Linked DNA regions of Mus musculus: region 2 is linked to region 1. A link is a loop called in an ENCODE intact Hi-C map of the cell type or tissue named here. Cell type or tissue: left cerebral cortex. All regions are shown on one strand.

The links. A loop is a pair of places that touch in the nucleus more often than their neighbours do. Peaks named below come from ENCODE experiments on the same cell type or tissue, not always from the same donor. Only the 100,000 strongest peaks of a DNase experiment are listed, where the experiment ranks them.
Region 2: a loop joins it to region 1, with 13 times the contacts of the local background. A loop is called at or near these places in 5 of 42 quality-filtered maps.

The regions. Positions count from the first base shown.
Region 1 is chr4:7,593,392-7,598,391 of GRCm38, reverse strand. The region is part of intron 3 of Gm33752 (a long non-coding RNA gene); the gene reads left to right. Among named protein-coding and RNA genes, the nearest start is that of 8430436N08Rik, 35 kb to the right of the region's middle. In left cerebral cortex, no CTCF peak of the experiment used is centred here; DNase peaks (open chromatin) are centred at 286, 738 and 2,142; H3K27ac peaks cover 2,307 bases.
Region 2 is chr4:7,845,002-7,850,001 of GRCm38, reverse strand. No RefSeq gene overlaps it. Among named protein-coding and RNA genes, the nearest start is that of Gm23860, 27 kb to the right of the region's middle. In left cerebral cortex, no CTCF peak of the experiment used is centred here; a DNase peak (open chromatin) is centred at 2,383; H3K27ac peaks cover 657 bases.

The sequences.
Region 1 (5,000 bases):
GTGGCTTGCAGATGCTATTGTACGTGGGTACCACTGTCAGTTTTGCTGAAGGGATAATTTACTCTCATAAGGAGAAATCATGAGCTTTTTACATATACTTAAATTTCTGTGACATAATCTGCTTAAATTTTGACAAGATGTTTTAGAGCACAGGGGTGGTTAGCAGCTTGGCTGTTTGACACAATAGTCTTCCTTTGTCAAACAGAGTTGGTTTCATTTATGACTCAAAGTGAAAAGACATGGTCCTAAAGAAAGTTTCCACATTTTCACACTGCTCATGCATATTTGAACTTGATTTTGCTTAGCACCCAAATGAACAACCCATGGGAGGACTTGATTTTAAACCATTAATTGCCACTGAGTTTTAAACCCATCATAGGAGCAGACAGAAAGAACATTATCATGAATCATAAGGATTCGCTGCAAAATGCATCCATGTTGTCACTGAACTGGTTAAGGTCAGTGAGGCAGCACTAAATTGTTGTGACATTTTCCCAGCCCCACTATTACCTGTCAAATTGGAAAAAAAAAATATCAAGGCATCAGACAAGCTTGAGTATTGATGTGCTCACTCTAGTTGTTAATTGAAGTAAATGGATAAGCTCCTCTGTCCGCAACAACAAACACATCTGTTCACTGTTGTTGTTTTGTTTTTAATCTCCTTAACCTTGTGCTTCTTATCAGTCTCTGGGATGTGAAAATGCTCTTTTTTCTATTCACGAATGATGATGTCTCTTGTGTTTGTTCTACACTTTAAAAATATGCTGACAATGTGAAACGTGGAATACTGTGTGAACTTATTTCATGTTTGGCTCATTATGGATTGAGTTATATAAAGTAGGACATGAACAAATTACAAAAGCCAGAACAAGCAGAGTCACTAATAGTCTTATATAACTGCAAACACTCTACATCTGCTTTAATCCATCATCCTCTTGCCTCTCACAAAAAGAAAAATAGCTTCTCTCTCTCTCTCTCTCTCTCTCTCTCTCTCTCTCTCTCTCTCTCTCTCTCTCTCTCTCTCTCCCTCCCTCCCTCCCTCCCTCCCTCCCTCCCTCCCTCTCTCAATATCTTTCTGATTTTTAAGTACAAAAAAGTTTTCCAAATTATAAACTGAAAAGAGGACATTTAATGAGAACGTGGCTTAAAATGAAAACAGGAAATCTCTGCTTTCATTTGAGTGACTCTATTAACTCCTAAAGTGCACTGCAGACAGTGATAGAGCAGAGTAATGCCAAATCATTTGCTTGAGAATGGTGTTTATTGCAATATTTCATTGGCATGAAAATAAAGAATTTATCCCCAATGTTATGCTACATACTAGAATTTTCTTCTATGTTTGTAATGGAAAGACTAACAGCAGTGTAGAAAAAATAAACAAATCAAAATAGCAGCAACTTATTTAATTATGTTCATCTGAGAATTCTGGGTACATCAAGAATATGTTTGTGAGAGTGGGGAGATTAAATATATCGAACGTCAGTGCTTGCTATTTGCTATGGAAGTCACATTAATGAAGAGAGAGGTTTTCTCCTACCTATATTTAGAACTTCTATTGAAGGATAGAAGAGCAACAATCCTGAAATGGTTCCATGCTTGCAAAATATTTGTCCCAAGCATTATGAAGCCTCAGAAAGTACAAAGGCAATTAAGATTCACTAATACAATGTGTGTTAGTTTGCAAAGTAAAATAAAACAACTCAAAGACACTCACAAGAGAGAATGAAGATGAAAGTGGAGAGCTGCCTTCCTGTGTTTTAATGAATTGCATTATTGCAGCATTGTTCTAAATTGCCCAACATTAAAGTCCTGTTGACACTACTGATGAAGAGGGCAGAGACAGCATACTCAGCCTTGTCTATCCTCACCCCTTTTCCCCTTTATGCACTCTGTATTGGCATATTTCCCCCTTCCAGAAGGATCTCCTGAGCTTCCCAAGGCTGTGCCTGGAACTCCAGATTGTGGCCTTTGTAAATAACGTACATAAAGAAGGGCTGTTAAACTCTTGTTGAGTTATTTTTGTTTTGCACTTTGCACCTTCAGTGAATACGGGAACTACTCCCACACCATTTCCTGACAAACCAAATCTTGCTGTGAAGGCTGAAAACGTTAGTCAGTTGCACCCTATTTTTAGGACTTGTAATGAAGAGAAAATGTAGTGTTATAACACCCATCCAAATGCTGGCGCCCCAGTAGACAACTGCAGAGTTTTAAGAGCTAATGTAGACAATTTATACAGAAAGAACTAAATTATGACCAGTTCTGCAAATAAACAGACAACAGATCACTGGGAGTTGTGATGGAAGTTAGTCGTGGTTTGGAAACGCCAAACTTGGTGCTACTAAGAATCACAGATGGCCAAAAATAGCAGTAGCAGATACTTAAGAACTGGACTTGGAAAGATTATAATGTTAGTGTTAAACAGGAGAGTAGAAATAAGGCCAAAAATCTTTGCTATAGCTTTAAAAATTGCATTTCTAAATGCCTAGGACTTTCCAAGTAATAATAATGCCTAACTTTCACTAAGTGGCTACTGGGAACCCAGGTACTGGGTTCACAGTATATATTTGTGAACCCTGAAGAAGATGGTAGTAGTATTAATCTTTTTAAAAAATTGATTAAGTCCAATACAGAGTGATTAACAGGGCCAATGGACCCTGAAGAAGATGGTAGTAGTATTAATCTTTTTAAAAAATTGATTAAGTCCAATACAGAGTGATTAACAGGGCCAATGGATTATATCCCCCGAAGAGAAAACATGGAGAGCAAGATTACATACCCTGAGTGTATTCTGATATACCTATTACCATGGAGACGGCTCTCACAGCTTTCTGTTTTACTCTTCTGAACTTCATATTCCTCCCCATCTAGAGAAAAGTGGGTACAGATGTGAAGCAGTCTATGGGAGGGACCATGTCTCATCTATAGAAGGCCGAAGGTTATTGGGATTGCACAGATGTTGGCCTATGGGGAGTGAGAAGTCAATGATATTTATCTTTTGACACTAAGTCTATCAGTTTCAATCAGTGGCTTTATAAACTTAGCCCCAGATATTCTCAGAGTTCTAGATCTGATAAAAGTCCCCCTCCTTCAATATTTCTCTCCATATATTTGCTTAGAATCTAAGCTCAAGTTTCTGGTTTGCTATACTCCATGAACCATTCCAGGTCCCTGTGAGGCATTGTCATAATGCAATCATGTGTTCAGATATTTATTTCTGACAGGTTATGTCAACTGTTTCTTCCACTGAAACTTTTCCACTGTTATGAGAATGGCATTGGAATTATTCAGGCATCTGAGAAAAATTAAGGAAAATCTGAGTTGGGAATATTTTTTTGGTAGATTGGATTATTTTTAGGCCACTAGTCACAGCTTCTTCTTTGTTACTGTTAGTTGTGTAAGTAATTTGCAGTGATGTCCTGCCCCATCCCTTATCATTTGGATTTATGATTCAATTATGGAGGCTAAATCTCTACGTGATCATGAGTGTGCTACAATGCCAGCACCACAGCACCATAAGCATGAGATGTCTACAGAGGTGAGCATCCATGGGATCAAGCAACTGACTTATGTTTGGGGTGTTGTGATGCTTGGGGGACAAACAAGTTTCAGTCATAACTTGTTATAGGTTATTTGTAGATGGGCATCTTGAAATCTAAACTGTTTAAATTTTTATTTCTTTCTTTCTAGAGCTTTTTCACTGAATTGCATGAACTCAAGCCTTAGAAAACAGATATGCCCAGCTCAGAAGAGGTTGACACATTGTCAACCAGAAAACCAGTGAGCTCTGCAATCATCATCTTAGTGAAAACTCACACTGGCATGGCTGGCATGTTTTATTCTTTCAGGGCAGTAGAGAAAGGAATAAACCAGCTGAGAGACCCATTAAGATGTTCATTAGCAGAAGTTTTCTCTGGTGTCGAGCAGAGGCTCTTAAGTTGCGGCTCTAGTGCCAGAACACTGGATATAGCTGAAGAAACTGGTCAAAATATAAATTCTCAGGCTATATGGCACAGAAACAGAAACTCCAGTTACCCCAGAAATCTACGTTTTCTGAATGCATTCTTGTACAGGATGAGGACACATGCTATCCAACAAGAAAATGGCCTAATGCCTCTTTATTCTAAGGGACTAGATGGGAGTGACACCGGTGAGTATTGCTCCCCAGGAGTGTTTTGTGAGCTCCACCACATATGTTGAGTTGGTTTTGGAGTCCTGCGGGTCCTGAAAAGCATACTGAGCTGGTTCTGGAGTCATGTAGGCACTGTGTCAAGTATTTTCAGCTGATTCCTCTTTCCTCCTTGATATTCATTTCAAAGGCTAGAGTTAATTCGTATATATCTACTGTAATCTATAAGAAAATCCACTCCCAGGACAATATATAAATAATAATAATAATAATAATAATAATAATAATAATAATAATAATAATAAATAAATAGGAAAATATGATGTTAGGATTAGGGAAAAATCACTGCAATACTTAAATAATCAGATTATTCTCCCTAGCAAGTCATTGAAATTAATGATTTTATTGTGTTTTCTTAATACATTTGAAAAATAAAACTACAAAAATCTCCTGTACCACAAGAGTGATGTGTGCTTTGCCCCACCCAGTTCTCAAAGGCCAATACATTTTCTTTATTGTTGGTTTCATATAGAGGATGCCTTTGATGTTTGTAGGGATATGGTTAAAGATAATTACAAGGTACTTTCATAACTTTATGTTGCAAAGTACTTATAAAACTAGTAAACAACAAATTGTATCATGACTAGCTTTTCAATAAGTCATCATTTAGGGTGACCTATAATTTGTAGGACAAGACCATACCTGATTTCATGGTCAAGTTTGCTATTATATCAGCAAACACAGAGCAGGGAAACCCACTTCAGTTTTTTTTTTTTCTGTAATATATATAGAACATTAAAGGTACCTTCTTGCTATCTAGGAGATTTCCTCTTTGTCATAAGCTTTTTCTTATTTAAAACAATAAACCACT
Region 2 (5,000 bases), 250 kb before region 1:
CTAATAAACTGGCTAGGCCAGAGCTGCAAAGGAACATAGTAATATTGACAATGTTGCTGGAAATCCGTGTGCTTTAGAATGTATTAACTTTTGCTGCACTGCTGAACATATGAAGGAAAATTGGCTTAGCAAAAAAAGAAAATCACTTTACTCCAGCCCCCCTCTTTTTGCTGATGGGACTAAGTATAGCAATCAAAATGAATAGGACCTGATAGAGAAGGTGGTGTACTTGTCCGAGCTGAAGACGCCCAGTTTGACACACCCTCAGGCTATAATACATTACAGAGCTTCAAGAAATATCTGAGCATGTCTCAGGCTGATATGAAGGGAGCCACAGGTAAAACTGTTGTGAAATAAGCAAGCTAAAGGTGCCACTGAGGTTAATGTGATGGTAATAGTGTCCACACTAAAACAAAGTACGTCTGTGCCTTTGTTTATAATTTTAATGTCCACATTCACCAACTCTAACAATACATGCTTCGGCTGGGTTCTCAGGTCACCTGCTGGGGATAGATTGCATTCTTCTATTATTTTTTCATTCCAAACCTCTTAAGATGTCTATTAAAGAAAACATGCAGGAATTGGCTTGTGTTTTAGATTTACTTCTATGCAATTTCACAATAAAGGGATCTCATTTTTATCTTTTGTAAATTCCCATGTTGAGTTAATTTTCACTTAATAATGTCTTTAAGTAATTGCCAATTAATAGAACAAACAACACATTTTTATACATACAACTTTTAGGATATGGTAATTAATATTATCTAAAGTTAAAACATTCAAATAATCAGGTTATTGTGTTAGATGTCTTTTAAGCATTCACTTTTAAAAACTATTACTGTGTTTATACATATTGTGGGGTAAAATATAGTCAGTTGAGTTTAGTATACAATATGTGTCATTAGCCATTAAGGAACATTTTGATCAAAGGTACAATTATGTATTCTTACAAGATATGGTATTACACTTCTGTATATGTATGGCTTATTTACTGATCAAATCACAGGGATTGACACTTCCATTGTACACTGCACTGCGTGCTATCAGGTCTTCATACTTGGACCTCAAGTTCTAGGGTTTGAGCCATGACAACCACAGATGTTGCTGCTGTTTGCTGGGTGCCTGGGCTGGAGAGCAGGGTCCTTTGCTTCATCTCTACTCCAACCTCTTCATGCCAGCAGTATCCAGTTGGCCCCTACAGCATCCTTAGGGTGGTCCCTGTGACTCACTTTCTCCTGACTATTAACAGCTCAAGTGAATCCTAACCATTGGAAGCAGGAGGGAACTAAAAAATTAGTGTTTTAGAGAACAAAAAGGGAATTGTCTGAAAGTATATTAAACTGTAGTGCTGGATATTTGAGGTTGTAATTTCTGGCAAAAAAAAAAAACCTATATTGAAAAAGCACTGTAGAAATAAATGTAAAAGATGGAGACTATGGAGTGGAGCTTGCCATTTTGAAAAGATAGGGGAAGCAAAACTGTATGCCAAGTCACAGTAGTAGGATGAAGTCTCTGAGTAGAATTTTGGAGTAGAACAGTCTTTGTTATTCAACTTCTCTAAGTTTTTAAGATACCTTTTTCTGATTTCTTTTTGTCAAACCAGCAGTGCAGCATTGGTGTTAGTTTCTTTTTAGAGAAATTTAAGGATCAATGAGGTAGACTATGTAAACTTTGTGATATGGTGCCAATCACAGCAAATCCTCCTGAAATATTACTGCATTCACTTCCTTATACCAGGTACAATTAAGTTAGCCTCATCAGCTCTCATGCTAAAGGACCCAGGTTCAGAATTTCTGAGATGAAGTTCTTTGCCATAGCGTGACACCTTTGGTGGGAATCAAATGGGTCTTCTACAGTTCCTATCTTACCACCTGCAGCATCATTGTGAATAGGAGGCCCCTGTTTATTTGGTGGCATGCTAGCCTCAGGCACTAATAAGCTTGAAATAATATATAGATAGGAATTGTATAAAAAATGTGTCTTTTTAAATCTCGTGCCCTTTTTTTTCTGACTGCCAGCTTGAATGCAAGTAAACTGCTTATGGAAAAAAAAAGATTTATTCTCAAGGATGCAGGGTGCTTTTCCCAGAGCTATAACCATTGCTGTAAAAGCCTCAGGATGAGGTCATCACTCAAAGTCTGTTAAGAGTAAACAGAGGCAGACGTGAAAGTAGTAAGGACAAATTTCAATCAGTGATATGTTCACGCAGCAGAACAGAGGGTCTAGCTTGAACTAGACTCAGGTTTGACTTTTTTCAGCAATGGTTGGATGTTTGATAAATGATGAAGAAGGAATGAGATCAATCGGCTCCCATGGCATCAGAGAAGAAAACACTAGAAAGGGAAGTTGTGGGTGACTGGTGCTTAGGGAGCCATCTGTTCTCTCTGATTTGCCTTATCTATAGCAGACTTCTCACCAAATGTACTTTCCTTAGGAGTTGGCTGGAATAAAGAAAGGCAAAATGCACCAACGCGTGGATACTTCACTCCTCCCTAGAATATGGAATAAAATATCCATGGAAGGAGCTGCAGAGACAAAGTTTGGAGCTAAGACAAAAGGATGGACCGTCCAGAGACTGCCCCACCTGGGGGTCCATCCCATAAGTAGCCACCAAATGCAGACACTATTGCATATGCCAGCCAGATTTTGCTGAAAGGACCCTGATATAGCTGTCTCCTGTGAGGCTCTGCCAGTGCCTGGCAAATACAGAAGTGGATGTTCACAGTTATCTATAGGATGGAACACAAGGCCCCTAATGTAGGAGCTAGAGAAAGTACCCAAGAGCTGAAGGAGTCTGTAACCCAATAGGTGGAAAAACAATATGAACTAATCAATACCCCCAGAGCTCGTGTCTCTAGCTGCATATGTAGCAGAAGATGGCCTAGTTGGCCATCATTGGGAAGAGAGGCCCCTTGGTCTAGCAAACTTTATACGCCCCAGTACAGAGGAATGCCAGGGCCAAGAAGTGGGAGTGAGTGGGTAGGGGAGCAGGGCAGGGGGAGTGTATAGGGGACTTTTGGAATAGCATTTGAAATGTAAATGAAGAAAATATCTAATAAAAATGTGGGAAGAAAAGAAAAAGAAAATGCAAGTTAAAAAAAAAAGAAAGGCAAAATGCTTTTAGTGTCCACAGTTTTTGCATACACACCCTTTAATGATAGGAGTAGTAAGATTACAATGGAAAGCTCATTATATTGTTAGGGAGTATATTAGTATTTACTCATATTTACTCATGTTTTTATATTTTTACCTCCAGTGTTGGGATGGGATTCATGGCCTTGTGCATGCTAAGTAAATACTCTGCTCCTGGATCCTGTCTAAGTTTTTATAGGTTGTAGCTGGGACCCACTGAAGAAAAGAGTCTAGAAGAAACTAGCAAAAATTTGCACAAGGAAGAAATCTTTGTCAGATCTCAGGTCTTTAAAGATTTCTGTCTGTGTTCTTTTGTTATTTCCATTTTGTGTTGTATGAGAAAAGAAACCTCAAGAGTCTAAAGGCATTGATTCACAGGAGAAAATAAATCAAAGGTAGTTGGTTTCCTCAATGTTCTTTAGTGTTATCAAATCCTCAATGTTCTTTAGTGTTATCAAATGTAACACAACATTCTTCAACTTGACCCTTCTTTGTGAATTTATTAAGAATGGGATAGAATGCTACCAGACAACTTGTATTTGTAATGGAATAGTAGACAGAATTCTAAGTGGACTTGATGGCCTTCTAGACCATTATCTCCACACTACAAATTATGGAGTAAAATGTTAGAGGTGACAGAATTGCTGTAGTTGACCCAGCCAGAAAGGAGGAGAGCCAGTACAAGTTCCCCAGCTGTACCACCTAACTGCACAGGCTACATGTTAAGTCATTAACATCACTGCAATACAAAACAAAGCCTTGATTTCCTCATCTTAGAGCAACTGCACACTTTAATTTCTTATGCTATTTTCATAAAGTGTTTTTTCTTCCCCAAACAGGATTTCTAGAAAATAAAGACCCAACTCCAAATAATTTAGACTGTGACTCTCTCAGAAAACTTAAATGCTTATTTGTCTGTCCAAACACTCATTTTGTTAATTTTTAAACACTTATTCTTTCATAATTTGATGCTTATACACATGATGTATTGTGATCACACCCCAACACTGTCCCCTCTTAACCTCCTCTCCCTTTTGCAAAACATTTTTCCCAATAACCATTCCAAATCATATTGCTTTTCATGCGTATGTGCCTCACTCCTTACATGAGCATCTATGGAGTACTCTTTACTTGAGTAGGGGAAACTTAGTCTGGCCGCATCACAGTGTTATGATGCACCTGTGACTACTCACAGAGAGGTGGGACCTCAAGCCCACTCCCATCTATGACGTCTGCTGATGGGTTCAAGTAAGTACTGCTGCTGTGAACTAAGGTCCAATGACTATTTCATCTAAAAACAAACAAACAAAAGTGTTTTAGTGTTTTACTGCATATTTTCTCATCAAACAGACCTTACATTCTTTTTGTCTCCTTTTTCTTATCATTCCCTGAGCTTTGGATCCCTCCAAAGCTGATCAGATGTTTTGTTTAGGACCGGGTTCTCAACTGTTCTTTAGTCTTAGCAGTTTGGACACCTATGAGTCTCTGCATTGAGCATAATCTACTATCAACAGAAGGCTCTCTGGCTGACAATGAGCAGCACAAGCATATGTGTATATAAATGAATATTTAGAAGGCAGTTAGCACCATGTCCATTTAACAAACTAACAATAGTAGTTTTCCCTCCATGAGATGGCACATGACCTCCCAGCTATGGAGTTTTGATGAGGTTCAGTACCAGACATGAATTATCTTCTGTGGAGCAATCCTCAAAACCAATCAAGACAGAGTTGGTTAACTCCACAGCACTCATACCACCATTGCATTAGTGGATACATCTTGCTTAGCAGCTTGGTATTGTAGACCTTGCAGTTTATAACAGAAGGTGGGCAATAACTTTCCTCTTTAACAGCCTGCATAGTACTTTC